2 separate regions of the Homo sapiens genome follow, and region 2 is linked to region 1. Evidence: chromatin loops called from intact Hi-C (ENCODE). Cell type or tissue: endothelial cell of umbilical vein. All regions are shown on one strand.

Evidence for each region. A loop is a pair of places that touch in the nucleus more often than their neighbours do. Peaks named below come from ENCODE experiments on the same cell type or tissue, not always from the same donor. Only the 100,000 strongest peaks of a DNase experiment are listed, where the experiment ranks them.
Region 2: it touches region 1 in a loop (4-fold over the local background); 4 of 110 quality-filtered maps call a loop at or near these places.

The regions. Positions count from the first base shown.
Region 1 is chr3:58,047,079-58,049,578 of GRCh38, reverse strand. All of the region lies in intron 1 of FLNB (filamin B), which reads right to left. Among named protein-coding and RNA genes, the nearest start is that of FLNB, 40 kb to the right of the region's middle. RefSeq lists an enhancer at 1-889. In endothelial cell of umbilical vein, no CTCF peak of the experiment used is centred here; DNase peaks (open chromatin) are centred at 168 and 1,058; H3K27ac peaks cover 2,500 bases.
Region 2 is chr3:57,973,746-57,976,245 of GRCh38, reverse strand. The region is part of intron 2 of LOC105377104 (a long non-coding RNA gene); the gene reads right to left. It overlaps LOC124909385 (a long non-coding RNA gene), which reads left to right and starts at 1,214. Exons shown (of 2, transcript XR_007095928.1): 1 at 1,214-1,317. RefSeq lists enhancers at 884-1,420, 1,125-1,626, 2,131-2,500. In endothelial cell of umbilical vein, no CTCF peak of the experiment used is centred here; a DNase peak (open chromatin) is centred at 1,295; H3K27ac peaks cover 2,225 bases.

The sequences.
Region 1 (2,500 bases):
TGAAACTCCATTCCCATTTATTACCAAAACTGGAGCCCTGACTTTCAAGCTTTTTCCTGAGGCCTGAAAGCTGGCCCTTCCAGCTGATGACATCACTGACAAGCTTCTGACAATGGCTCCCTGGAGCCTAAACCTCTGCTAATACCTAGCAAGGGCACATTCTTCATGGGTGAGGTCATATTCAGCTAATTACTCATCTAACCCCCACCCCAGTGCCCAAGGCCACAGCACGGAGATACCACTACACTTTGCTCCTCCTCCAAGGCCCTTCTCGCAGCTGCAAACACCACCAGGCAGCAAACACAAATGGTGGCCATCCCCGAGAAGGCGGTGGGACGTGGGCTTGGAAGATCGTACAAATAAAAATACAAGATATCAGTTACATATTAATTTAGATAAACATCAAATCGTTTAGCATAGGTATGTCCTACGCAACGACTTGTAACTTGTGAGAGCTGTCTGCCACACTTGGAACATACTTATACTAAAAAGTTATTCATTGTCTATCTGAAATTCAAATTTAACTGTATTTTCTCTGGCAATACACAGTGAAACACAGTGGTGGGAACACAGGTGAGTCTCCAGCCCTTCATTTGGCCTATAGGATTTCCTAAACCATTATACAGGACAACAAATGCTCTACCAAAAACATACACAGAGTGAAATGTACTGAGAAGCTGTAAAAGCCAATGTTTAAAATACAAATGAGAGTTACCAGTCACTAGTTACATTTTAAAAATAAAAATTAACACACATACAAACAATTAACTGCTGATTATGTAAGAGCCATGTGTTACCAGCAGGGTATTATAACTGTAAGATGCTATTATTTTTCCCAAAACAGTTCACCAATGAGTGAAAACTGCTGGGGAACAGGATATTCATGTAGTCTCAAAGATTACTTACCAATTACAATCACAGGTTACCTAATCATTATACTAGGAGAAAGGTATTGTTTCAACAGAGAGCAGGCGGACACCACTTGAAGCAGGTGACCACACTTAGCACCACGAAGTAACAGGACAAACTGAGATTGTGAGCCTGTGCTGTGAGGCAGTGGGAAGTACCTATGACCTCAGGAAGTGCCCTAGCCAAAAATATTCAACTTGAATTTAATCACAAGGAAACAGACAGACCTAGAATGTGGAACATTCTACAGCCGAAGACCAGCTGCACTGGCATCACCGGGATGCTGGCTGGAAATGCAGATTCCCAGGCTCCACCCTGTTCTCCAGAATCAGAATGTGCATTTTACCAAGACCCTCCCAAGCACACTTGAGAAACACCAGTTCTACAAGACAACGGGCCTGATTTCTTCAAAAATGACACGGTCACGAAAGACAAAAAAATGTGTAAAAGGCAGGGGGGCTGTTCTTGATTAAAGGAAAAGTTGAGGTATGTGACTTTGAAACCAAATTCAATTGAGTAATCGTTAATTGGTTCCTGGATCCCAAAAAATGCCATTTTTTTTTAAACTGTCATAAAGGACACTTGGGAGCATTTTGGGAAGTTTTACACAAGATGTTATTACTGTATCGGTGCTAACCTCTTGGGTATGCAGTGACGCTGTGGTTAGAAGAATGTCCTGGGAATGCAGAGACACTGTGGTTAGGAGAATGTCCTTTTTCTTAGAGATGCTTGTTGGAGTATGTGGGGGTGAAGGGTCATGATACGAGCTGAGTACTTTCAAATGATTCAATAAAAAACACGCATGTGGCCAGGCATGGTGGCTCACTCCTGTAATCCTAGCACTTTGGGAGGCTGAGGCAGGAGGATCACTTGAGGTCAATAGTTCACGACCAGCTTGGCCAACCCCATCTCTACTAAAAATACAAAAATTAGCTGGGCATGGTGGCCCGTGCCTGTAATCCCAGCTACTCAGGAGACTAAGGCAGGAGAATCGCTTGAACCCAGGAGGCAGAGGATGCAGTAAGCCAAGATCATGCCACTGCACTACAGCCTGGGCGACAGAGCCAGACTCTGTCTCAAAAATAAATTAAAAAAAAAAAAAGTGTGTGATATGCATCTTTAGAGCAAGTGATAGAGCAAGCAAATATGGCAAAACATTAACAATTGGAGGCTCTGGGGAAGGTTATATAAGAGTTGGCTATAATCTTCTTTCATACTATCTATAAGAGTGAGGGTTTCCAGACCAGCCTGGACAACATAGTGAGATCCCATCTCTAAAATAAATAAATAAATAGGGTTGATTGAGGGTTTCCAATAAATTTGGGAGTGGGAAGGAAACATTATTGCTAAAATGAAAACTGTTAAAATAAGTCAAACATCTAGAAAATAAATATAAGAAAAAAGTTCATTACAACTCTGGGTCCTGAGCATCTATATTAATTAACATGCACTAATTTTCTTGGCAATAAAAGAAAACACACTTTCTTCCAGAAACCAATTTTTCTCTTTGGTGTCAAAACATTTAAGAAAAGCAGCAACCACTTAGGTACAGGGAGTTTGAGAAAGTTTGTCTTTTAATCTCCAAATGTAG
Region 2 (2,500 bases), 73 kb after region 1:
GCCTGGATGACAGAGTGAGGCTCCATCTAAAAAAAAAAAAAAAATTAGCTGGGCATGATGGCGCGCACCTGTAATCCCATCTACTCAAGAGGCTGAGGCAGGAGAATCGCTTGAACCCAGGAGGTGGAGGTTGCAGTGAGCCAAGATCGTGCCATTGCACTCCAGCCTGGGTGACAAGAGTGAAACTCCATCTCAAAAACAAAACAAAACAAAACAAAAAAACAAAAATGTTTTTTGAGACAGGGTCTAACTCTTTTGTCCAGGCTAGAATGCAGTGGGACGATCATAGCTCACTGCAGCTCAAACTTCTGGGCTTGAGCGATCCTCCCAATTCAGCCTCCGAAGTAGCTAGGATTACAGGTGCCCATCATCATGCCCAGCAATTTTTTTTTTCTGAAACAGAATCTTGCTTTGTTGCCCAGGTGGGACTTCAATTCCTGATTTCAAGTGATCCTCTTGCCTTGGCCTCCCAAAGTGTTGGGATTCCAGGCATGAGCCACCACACCAGCCCTCTCCTTGTTTCATGACTTTGATAGTATTGAGAATTGGCCTGGTATCCTATAGAATGTTCCCTACACTGGGTTCATCTGCTGGATCTAATTTTCTCATAAATAGGCCTGGCTAATAGCTTTTTTTTTTTTTTTTTTTTTTGAGACAGAGTTTTGCTCTGTCACCCAGGCTGATGTGCAGTGGCATGAACACAGCTCACTGCAGCCTTGACCTCCCACCTCAGCCTCCCGAGTAGCTGGGACTACAGGCATGTTTTCATTTTGGTAGAGACAGTCTCGCCATTTTGCCCAGGCTGGTCTCAAACTCCTGGGCTCAAGCGATCCTCCCATCTCGACCTCCCAAAGTGCTGGGATTATAGGCGTGAGCCACCACGCCCGACCCAGCCTTACCTTTATGACCCCTTAATGGTTTCTCTTATAAACTACCCACATGTCCTCTAGGAAGATGACACCAATATGTGTAGCTACCAGCAATGTACCTCCCTGCCTGATTTGTTGTGGCCTCAGACTAACTTCCTTCCAGGCATGGGCCTATTTGCTGCTGGATTCGACTGCAAAGCCCCATTCCTCTTCCTCACCCTCACCCCCAATTTGGTTTTCTGGCTCCACTCACTTACTGCTAAATCAGCATGACCATCTTTTATTGTATTTATTGTAACAGCCGTTTCTCATGTTTAAACGGCTCCACCCAATCCTAGAGGAACACCAGACCCACATGAGACCTCTATCAGCAGAACTGCTGGTGAAAATGTGAGGAATGTCTCTGTCCTTCCCTGACTCATCAGACCTCAGGATGACCTTCCTTCCTGTGAGTTATCTGCATTGACTTTTGCATCATCTGAGTGTTGGCTTTGGATGATGTCTGGGTGCTTTCTGTAGTGGAAATGGCTGAGGGCTGAGGATGTCTGGAGGCCAGAGCTGGTACCACCTATGCTACTAGCCAGCAAGGTGTCAGCTCAGGGAGGGAATCTCTTTTTTTCTTTTTTTTTTTTATTGACCCGGAGTCTCGCTCTGTCGCCCAGGCTGGAGTGGAGTGGCGTGATCTCGGCTCACTGCAACCTCTGCCTTCCAGGTTCAAGCATATTCTCCCGTCTCAGCCTCCTGAGTAGCTGGGATTACAGGCGCCTGCCACCATGCCTGGCTAATTTTTGTATTTTTTAGTAGAGACAGGGTTTCACCATGTTAGCCAGGCTGGTCTTGAACTCCTGACTTCGTTGATCCACCCGCCTCAGCCTCCCAAAGTGCTGGGATTACAGGTGTGAGCCACCACGCCCGGCCGGGAATTTCTTTTCTTTTCCTTTTTAAAATAGAGACAAGGTCTTGCTCTGTTGTCCAGGCTGGAGTGCAGTGGTGCAATCATAGCTCCTGCAGCCTTGAACTCCTGGGCTGTAGTGATTCTCCTGCCTCGGCTTCCCAAAGCACTGGGATTACAGGCATGAGCCACCACACCTGGGAGTTTCTAAATCTCAGTTTGCCCAGCTGTAAAATGGGATGATAACTTCTCTCTCATAAAGAACAGCTGAAAGTACTTTGCGAAAAGTACAATCACTTCAACTATGAGACCTCAAACCTTCTACTGAGGGCCTAAGGGCAAGATGAGAAGCGAAGGGGTGAGTGTGGGGTGAGTGTAGTCCAGAGCAGCCCTTCTCAAAATACGCTTTTTTGGGAGTGGAGTGGGGGGAGGGGATGGGATCTCAGACCTTAGCTTTAAAATTCTTGAAAACTTGACATTCTATGTGCTAAGGGCAAGGACAGCTTTAGGGCTTATGACCCATGCTCAGCTGTCGCCGAAATTCTTTAAAAAAATTTTTTTTTGAGACAAGGTCTCGCTCTATTGCCCTGGCTGGAGTGCAGTGGTGCGATCACAGCTCACTGCAGCATTGACAGCCCAGGCTCAAGCAATCCTCCCACCCCCTGCATCCCAAGGAGCTGGGACCACCAGCAGCACCACCAGGCCCGGCTAATTTGTTTGTTTGTTTGTTTCTTTGTTT